Regions from separate parts of the Homo sapiens genome. Here region 1 is linked to region 2. The links are chromatin contacts, found by Hi-C in ENCODE. All regions are on one chromosome and are shown on one strand. The core of a region is the stretch at or near the end of the contact, and the rest is flanking DNA. Distances in the headings are between cores, read along the strand shown.

The links. Hi-C counts contacts between places; a loop is a spot of excess contacts on that map. Pooled maps may share reads with other maps.
Region 1: a pooled map shows a loop between it and region 2 (6-fold over the local background). The contact joins the promoter of FTL here to the promoter of TMEM160 in region 2. A Hi-C loop is called at or near these places in 4 of 50 pooled maps.

The regions. Positions count from the first base shown.
Region 1 is chr19:48,963,559-48,967,985 of GRCh38, reverse strand. FTL (ferritin light chain) reads right to left here and starts at 2,677. Exons shown (of 4, transcript NM_000146.4): 1 at 2,377-2,677; 2 at 2,070-2,216; 3 at 1,580-1,705; 4 at 1,107-1,403. The coding sequence starts at 2,478. The coding sequence ends at 1,251. RefSeq lists enhancers at 2,388-2,437, 3,987-4,096, a silencer at 2,688-2,847 and a cis regulatory region at 3,778-4,278.
Region 2 is chr19:47,047,286-47,052,254 of GRCh38, reverse strand. TMEM160 (transmembrane protein 160) reads left to right here and starts at 3,631. Exons shown (of 3, transcript NM_017854.2): 1 at 3,631-3,848. The coding sequence starts at 3,641. RefSeq lists enhancers at 2,171-2,688, 2,689-3,206, 3,330-3,624, 4,134-4,203 and a silencer at 3,664-3,853.

The sequences.
Region 1 (4,427 bases), core at 1,428-3,927, 1.9 Mb before region 2:
TGGGCTCAAGTGATCGTCCTGCCTTGGCCTCCCAAAGTGCTGGGATTACAGGCTTGAACCACCCTGCCCCAGACCCAGGGGAAGGAGAAGGGGAAGAGTCAGAGCTGACACAGCAGTTTTGCAGCTTGGACACAGCAAGTGCTTTTTAAGGCCTGTTTTAAGCTTCTTCAGTTCCCATTTGGAGAATCCGGCCCAAGGTTTCACATCCCATTTCTGTGATGAACCCTAAACCCCTTGTCCAGCATTGCTTGGGCATCACGTGTTCCTGGCTGCTCAGCTCCACTGGCCAGTTCCTCTCAGTGTGCGCCTCACATTGGGATCACTCAAGCTCGGGCCATAATCTCTTAAACTCTGGAGCAAAGACCTCAGTGAGCCCCCCGGTTGCCATGCAAGTTGCATAGCAATAGCGTCAATGTGCCCATATAAAGGGCCTAATAATTCCAACTGCCTCCCAGAATTGAGGCTTTTTTCTTTTTTGAGACAGAGTCTTACTCTGTTGCCCAAGCTGGAGCACAGTGGCGCCATCTCAGCTCACCGCAACTTCCGTGAGGCAGACATGTTTTTTGTTTGAGATGGGAGTTCCACTCTTTTTGCCCAGGCTGGAGTGCAATGACGCCATCTCAGCTCACTGCAACCTCCGCCTCCCAGATTCAAGCGATTCTCCTACCTCAACCTCCTGACTAGCTGGGATTACAGGTATGAGCCACCACACCCAGCTAATTTTGTATTTTAGTAGAGACGGGGTTTCTTCATGTTGGTCAGGCTGGTCTCGAACTCCTGACATCAGGTGAGCGACCCACCTGGCCCCATAATCACTCGTTAAATAGGGCTGTTTCTGGCTGAGACCTAACATCTGTTTCTAGATACCAACCTAGGTCTTAATTCAACTCCCTGGAGTCTATCTCTACCATCTGGGAGGGACAGTTAACAGCCAGGCAAGCAGAGAACCCTCAGGTTCAACACTACCCAGATAGCCTCTTGTCTTAGGACAGTTAAGAAAATGGGAGATGGGGCCAACTCCTCTTTCACTGGCATCCCAACCCAGCCAGAAGCTTTATGAGAACAGATCCCACCTCATCTTCCACACCACACACAAAACCACCAGCTGCATCAAAAAGCTTTATTTCCATTTGGTCCAAGGCTTGTTAGGATAGTTAAGAAAGCTGCCTATTGGCTGGAGGGAGAGGCTTAGGCAGAAGCCCTATTACTTTGCAAGGGGCCCTTCAGAAGTCGCTGGGCTCAGAAGGCTCTTAGTCGTGCTTGAGAGTGAGCCTTTCGAAGAGATACTCGCCCAGCCCAGCCTCCGGGCCACCCAGCCTGTGGAGGTTGGTCAGGTGGTCACCCATCTTCTTGATAAGCTTCACTTCCTCATCTAGGAAGTGAGTCTCCAGGAAGTCACAGAGCTGAGAGAGAAGAGGGAGAAATTAGAAACCCAATCCCTGGAAAAGAGGGGGAGAGAGCAGCCAGTTGCAGATTAAAATGTGACAGGTGTGAAATGAGGCTCTGAAGGAAATTTGCCCAAAGGGAGCAGAGGCTTGAGGGGTATGGTTGGGTAGCCATGGATGCAGCGGGTACGTACATGGGGGTCCGTGCGGGCAGAACCCAGGGCATGAAGATCCAAAAGGGCCTGGTTCAGCTTTTTCTCCAGGGCCATGGCAGCTTTCATGGCGTCTGGGGTTTTACCCCACTCATCTTCAGCTGGCTTCTATATAGAAGGGAGAAATGGCTCAGAATACACACACTCGGCACATAGAACTAAACCTACATTTCCCAAGAGTCGTTGGGGGTCAGAGGCCCAGGCCACAAAGACATGTGACAGCTTGTATTTATCACTCTCCGCACCCTGTCCTAGCTCTTACAGCTATACGTCCCTAAGACCACGCAGCGGTGTGGACTGCCGCGTGTTGTGGGCACTGCACGAGGTGCGCCTCTATTTCCAGCGGTTAAGAGGGCTCACAAGACCGAACTCAATCTCCCAGAAGCCCACGCGACACCTACGCCCTCAAATCAAGGCTCCTCGCGCGCACGGCCTGCTGGGAGATGTAGTCCATTACCCACACACTAGTTACCTTGATGTCCTGGAAGAGAGCGCGGCCGCCACGCTGGTTTTGCATCTTCAGGAGACGCTCGTAGCCCTCGCGCTTCTCCTCGGCCAATTCGCGGAAGAAGTGGCTCACGCCTTCCAGAGCCACATCATCGCGGTCGAAATAGAAGCCCTACGGGAAGAGATGGAGGCAACAATGGTTAGCGGGAGGCGAGGCCAAGGGGACTCCGCCCTCTGTTTACCCGACCGCACAAAGAAGGCTGGCGCGTGCAGTGAGGGCCGGAGGTGCGCAGCTGGAGGAAATTAGGGCCAGGGGCGTCCTGGGGACTCACCAGAGAGAGGTAGGTGTAGGAGGCCTGCAGGTACAAATTGACCAGGCTGTTGACGGCTGCCTCCACGTCGGTGGAATAATTCTGACGAATCTGGGAGCTCATGGTTGGTTGGCAAGAAGGAGCTAACCACAAAAACGGTGCTGGCAGGTCCCAGAAGCAGGAGATGGCCGAGAAGATGGTCCCGGAGGTTGCAAGCGGAGAGGAAATCGGAGGGCGGTCGGAGGCTGGAAGAGAGTCCCCGGATCTGTTCCGTCCAAACACTGTTGAAGCAAGAGACAGACCCGCGGGACCGCCGAACTGCGAGGGGACGTGGCTAGGGCGGCTTCTTTTATGGTGCGCCGGCCCTCGGAGGCAGGGCGCTCGGGGAGGGCTAGCGGCCAATCTGCGGTGGCAGGAGGCGGGGCCGAAGGCCGTGCCTGACCAATCCGGAGCACATAGGAGTCTCAGCCCCCCGCCCCAAAGCAAGGGGAAGTCACGCGCCTGTAGCGCCAGCGTGTTGTGAAATGGGGGCTTGGGGGGGTTGGGGCCCTGGGGCTGATTCTGGAAATGCAGGGGTTCGTGGGCGGGAGGGTGGGGGCTGGGGTCCCTCTGGGAGGCTAGAGTTTTATGGGAGCACTAACAGCCCTGTGAACTGATGACCCTGGGGTCCTGGGGTGCCTCGGGAAAGTAAGATTCTGGGGTTTCCGAGGGCATGGATTTTTCTGGAACCTTGAGTGGGGGGAGGGGCACCTCAAAGGTGCAGGGAGGACCTGTAGTTGCCTGAGGTTTGCGCTGCGAGATAAGGAGTCTCCGGATCCTTGGGAAGCTTGGAAGGCTGTGAGGTGTTATTTCTGGACCCCTGGAGATCTCTGGAAGATGGAGTGTTGCGGGGACTGGAGTCCTGGGATTTACAGGGGTGGGGGTTCACGATGCAAACTCTCTATATTTTGGAGCCCTCCCCGGGGAAATCTTTAGGTTCTTGAGGTGCTCTGCAAGTTGGAAAGGGCAGTTATTCTGGAGCCGTGGGTTTCACCCAGTGCGGGAAGCCCAGGAGGAGCATTGTATGAGGTAGGGTGACTTCTGGAACCCTGGACAGCCCTCTGGAACCCTCCAAAGATGGGCTGGGACTTTGGGGATACCTTGGAGCTCTTTCAGGGGCCCAGGCTTTTTCTGGGAGTGGAAATGGGGAGGAATGAAAAGTCTGTTTTGAGCTTTGCGGTGTCTCTGGGATTGCATTTCCTGGAGGCTGTTTTGGAGACAACTCACAGACTTCGAGAATTCTCCGTGGCCCTGAACAGTGTCTCTGAAGTTGCCCTCGTGTCTTGCCTGACGTGTGCTCCTTCAGGCCCACAAAGAGAAGCCCTGCGTTGTGGACAAACAGTCTGGGGACCTATGGACGAGACGTCTGTCTTCGACTAATGCATATTTTTTAAGTGGGCCTGGTCCACGTTGATTTCTGGGAGACGGAGTCGGCGCAAACCTTGACTCTACTTAAGTGCCCTGATGGAGGCAGCCCGTGCGCTGGGCAGGGAGCTGAAGCCACTGGGGTGTGGGGTGAGGTCAGGCCCTGCCCTACAGAGGAGCTGCTCCGAACAGCCCAGGCGGGGCAGCCCCTGACCGAGGGGATCTGCAGATGCCCCGCCAGGCCGGTATCTGGGGTCCTTGTTGCAGGCAGCGACTGCTGAGTCATGCTGAGCTCAGCGCGGGAAGGGGCCCCCGCGGGGACGGATGGGGGTGGGGCCACTCGCTGACCTCATCCCCTTGGCACTCCCCGACTTTTTTGGTGGGACCCTCAGAACTAGACCTGGCTCAGACCCAAATCGGGCCCCCTACCCCAAGGTCCCCCCTTGTTGGAAGCCGGCTGTGTGCTTTGTCTCCGTGTCTTTTTGGTTCCCATAATTTTTTTTTTTCTGGGATCCTGCCTGTGGCCATATTGTCCCCTCACTCTGGGTGGTGGCTCAGTGTACACTCATTGATCCTCTGCCCCTCTCTCTCCCCTGACTTGGGGTCTCTGGGAAGAGTCCATGGAGGAGGGGCAGCCGTCCAAAGCACCCCGTTGACTGTGGGGCCCG
Region 2 (4,969 bases), core at 2,382-4,881:
CTTCGCTTTCACTTGGACTGACCCTGACACCCATTAGGCTCAGCAAATTACCTGGGCTGTACTGCCGCAAGGCTTCACAGACAGCCCCCATTACTTCAGTCAAGCCCAAATTTCATCCTCATCTGTTACCTATCTCAGCATAATTCTTCATAAAAACACACGTGCTCTCCCTGCTGATCGTGTCCAATTAATCTCCCAAACCTCAATCCCTTACAAAACAACTCCTTTCCTTCCTAGGCATGGTTAGTGTGGTCAGAATTCTTACACAAGAGCCAGGACCGCACCCTGTAGCCTTTCTGTCCAAACAACTTGACCTTACTGTTTTAGCCTAGCCCTCATGTCTGCATGCAGCGGCTGCCGCTGCTTTAATACTTTTAGAGCCCTAAAAATCACAAACTATGCTCAACTCACTCTCTACATTTCTCATAACTTCCAAAATCTATTTTCTTCCTCATACCTGACGCATGTACTTTCTGCTCCCCGGCTCCTTCAGCTGCACTCACTCTTAAGTCCCACAATTACCATTGTTCCTGGCCCGGACTTCAATCTGGCCTCCCACATTATTCCTGATACCACACCTGACCCCCATGACTGTATCTCTCTGATCCACCTGATATTCACCCCATTTCCCCATATTTCCTTCTTTCCTGTTCCTCACTCTGATCACGCTTGATTTATTGATGGCAGTTCCACCAGGCCTAATCGCCACACACCAGCAAAGGCAGGCTATGCTATAGTACAAGCCATGAGCCCGCCTCTTAGAACCTCTCATTTCCTTTCCATCGTGGAAATCTGTCCTCAAGGAAATCACTTCTCAGTGTTCCATCTGCTGTTCTACTACTCCTCAGGGATTATTCAGGCCCCCTCCCTTCCCTACACATCAAGCTCAGGGATTTGCCCCCACCCAGGACTGGCAAATTAGCTTTACTCAACATGCCCCGAGTCAGGAAACCAAAATACCTCTTAGTCTAGGCAGACACTTTCACTGGATAGGTACAGGCCTTTTCTACAAGGTCTGAGAAGGCCACCGCAGTCATTTCTTCCCTTCTGTCAGACATAATTCCTCAGTTTAGCCTTCCCACCTCTATACAGTCTGATAACAGACCAGCCTTTATTAGTCAAATCAGCCAAGCAGTTTTTCAGGCTCTTAGTATTCAGTGAAACCTTTATATCCCTTACGGTCCTCTGTCTTCAAGAAAAGTAGAACGGACTAAAGGTCTTTTAAAAACACACCTCACCAAGCTCAGCCACCAACTTAAAAAGGACTGGACAATACTTTTACCTCTTTTGCTTCTCAGAATGCTGCAGGGTACAGCCTATTTGAGCTCCTGTATGGACAATCCTTTTTATTAGGCCCCAGTCTCATTCCAGACACCGGACCAACTTAGACTGTGCCCCAAAAAAACTTGTCATCCCTACTATTTTCTGTCTAGTCATACTCCTATTCTCCGTTCTCAACTACTCATACGTGCCCTGCTCTTGTTTACACTGCTGGTTTACACTGTTTCTCCAAGCCATCACAGCTGATATCTCCTCATGCTATCCCCAAACTGCCACTCTTAACTCCTGAAGTAAACAAATAATCTTTGCTGGCAGGACTATGCTGAATCTCCTTAGGCACTCTCTAATCAGATGTCCTAGGTCCTCCCAATTCTTAGACCTTTTATACCTGTTTTTCTCCTTCTCTTATTCCATTTAGTTTTTCAATTCATACAAAACTGTACCCAGGCCATCACCAATACTTCTACACAACAAATGTTTCTTCTAACAACCCCACAATATCACCCCTTACCACAAAATCTTCCTTCAGCTTAATCTCTCCCACTTTAGGTTCGCACGCCGCCCCTAATCCTGCTTGAAGCAGCCCCGAGAAACATCGCCCATTCTCTCTCCATACCACCCCCCAAGACTTCAACACTATTTTGTTTTATTTTTCTTATTAATAAAAGAAGGCAGAAATGTCAGGCCTCTGAGCCCAAGCCAAGCCATCGCATCACCTGTGACTTGCACGTATACATCCAGATGGCCTGAAGTAACTGAAGATCCACAAAAGAAGTAAAAATAGCCTTAACTGATGACATTCCACCATTGTGATTTGTTCCTGCCCCACCTAACTGATCAATGTACTTTGTAATCTCCCCCACCCTTAAGAAGGTTCTTTGTAATTCTCCCCACCCTTGAGAATGTACTGTGTGAGATCCACCCCTGCCCGCAAAACATTGCTCTTAACTTCACCGCCTATCCCAAAACCTCTAAGAACTAATGATAATCCACCACCCTTTGCTGACTCTCTTTTCGGACTCAGCCTGCCTGCAGCCAGGTGAAATAAACAGCCATCTTGCTCACACAAAGCCTGTTTGGTGGTCTCTTCACATGGACGCGCATGAAACGATTCTCCTGCCTCAGCCTCACAAGTAGCTGGGATTACAGGTGCCTGCCACCATGCCTAATTTTTGTATTTTTAGTAGAGATGGGGTTTCACCATGTTGGTCAGGCTGGTCTCGAACTCCTGATCTCGTGATCTGCCCGCCTCAGACTCCCAAAGTGGTGGGATTACAGATGTGAGCCACCGTGCCTGGCCCGGGCTTGGATTTTATGAAGAGGAAAAGTAGGGGAGCTAGCAAGGGGGTTACACTTGAGGAGGGAGTTCAAATGGACTGCACTGCATAGCCTGCAGGCTTGCAATGAATGTGAAGCTTTAAATGGGATTAAGTGCAAATTGAAAATATTCCAGACACATTTTTCACATTCCTGGCTAGTGAAAAGGTTTATGCTGATGAGAGAAGGCAAAGCTGAATCCCGGAATGGGTTAGGGCAAAGAAAACAAATCTGTCTTAAAGAGACAGACCTGGCCGGGCACGGTGGCTCACGCCTGTAATCCCAGCACTTTTGGAGGCCGAGGCGGTTGGATCACTTGAGGTCAGGAGTTCGAGACCAGCCTGGCCAACATGGTGAAACCCTGTCTCTACTAAAGATACAAAAATTAGCTGGGCGTGGTGGCGCATGCCTATAATCCCAGCTACTCAGGAGGCTGACGCAGGAGAATCGCTTGAACCCGGGAGGTGGAGGTTGCAGTGAGCCGAGATCGCACCACTGCACTCCAGCCTGGGCGACAGAGCAAGACTCGGTCTCGGGGCGGGGAAAAAAAAGGAAGGAGGGAAGGAAGGAAGGAGGGGAGGGAAGGGAGGGAGGGAGGGAAAAAGAAAGAGAGAAAGAAAGAAAGAAGGAAAGAAAGAAAGAGAAAGAAAGAAAAAGAAAGAAAGAAAGAAAGAGAAAGAAAGAAAGAGAAACAACCAAGAAACAACTACAATAGGTGCTCGGCATGTACTCCGTTAAAAAAGATAGAATTAAAACTACAATTCCCAGCAGACATCTCGCCTGCGACTTCTGAATATCGGCTTTCCCCGAGCGCAATGATCGCTGGGATTCGTAGTCCGGTACAAAATCAAGGAGGGACGGGCACTACCGGCCTAGATGACAGAGGAGGGAATCACTGCCATTCCGACCAATGGACAGTTCACGCCGGACCTGAGTGGCGAGCGCATAGCCAATGGGTAAGCCATTCATCCTGAGTGACATGGGTTGCAACCTACCGGAGGCCGGTGGGGCGGTACGGCGCGCGGCGGCCGTAGTGCGAATCATGGGAGGCGGCTGGTGGTGGGCTCGGGCCGCTCGCCTTGCCCGTCTTCGCTTCCGGAGGTCGCTACTGCCGCCTCAGCGGCCCCGGAGCGGGGGCGCCCGGGGGTCCTTCGCCCCCGGCCACGGTCCCCGCGCCGGGGCTTCGCCGCCCCCAGTGTCCGAGCTGGATCGTGCGGACGCCTGGCTCCTCCGAAAAGCGCACGAGACAGGTCGGTGGCTAGGGGTGGGGGCGGTGCGGATGGGACGGGGGTCCCGGGCTCGCGTGGGACCTTGATGGGGCGGGGGCTTCTGCAGGAAACGGGGCCCGGGCTCGGCTCCGAGAAGGGCTTCAGTGTGAGCGCACGGAAGCGCAGACTGCAAGAGCGCAGGTGCCCGCAGAGGGGATGGGCTTGCGGGGAGGACGAGGACCCCGGGTAACGGGGCGCCGTAGGGATTGGAGGGGGTGGTAGGGTTGCGCGAGGCAGCCTCGTAGAATCGCGCCTGCCGTGGGGAGAGGGGCTTCAGGGAGAGCTTAGGGTCTGTGGAGTTGGGTACAAGATGGGTCCATCCCGATTGCAGAGGCCACCACTGTGCAGAGAGCGGGAGTGTGGATCCCCGCAGAAGAGGGGGAAGTTCAGGATTGGAGAAGGGGACAACCAATCGGGAGAAAGCTCTCTGCTGATTGGAGGGGGAGGTGATCTAGGCTGCAGAGGGCGGGGCTTGTGACGGAGGCGAGGTCCAGAATGGAGCGGACTGGCCATGTTTGTTTTTTTTTTAATTTTATTTTTTTAATGACGGTGTCTTGCTCTGTCACCGAGGCTGGACCGCAGTGGCGCAATCGTAGCCCACTGCAGCCTTGAACTCCTGGGCTCAAGCTATCCTCTTGCCTCAGCCTCCTGCTTAGCTGGAGCTACAGGCATACACCACCGCACCCAACTATTTTAATTTATGTAGAGACGGGGTCTTGCTTTGTTGCCCAGGCTGGTCTGAACTCTTGGGCTCAGAGAATCCTCCTGCCTTGGCTTCCCAAAGTGCTGGGATTATAGGTGTGAGTCACCTCACTAGGCCAGGACCGGGCATCTAGATATAGGGTGTGGTGGGCTGTTTGTAAAGGACGTGAATGGGGACGGACGTGGGTGGGATTGGCCCAGGCCATACTCGGTAGGACATGGATGGGATTGGCCCAGGCCATACTCGGTAGGAGATGGCGGCATTTGAAGGAAAAGAAGGGCGAGGCTGAAGAGCGGCCTGGATTAGGAAACAGTTTGTCCCAGAGTTCTGAGAAAGAAGTGAGTGGGCAGGCCGTGGGGGTACACGTAGAGGGAGGGGTTTGGCCAAGATGACTCCTCAG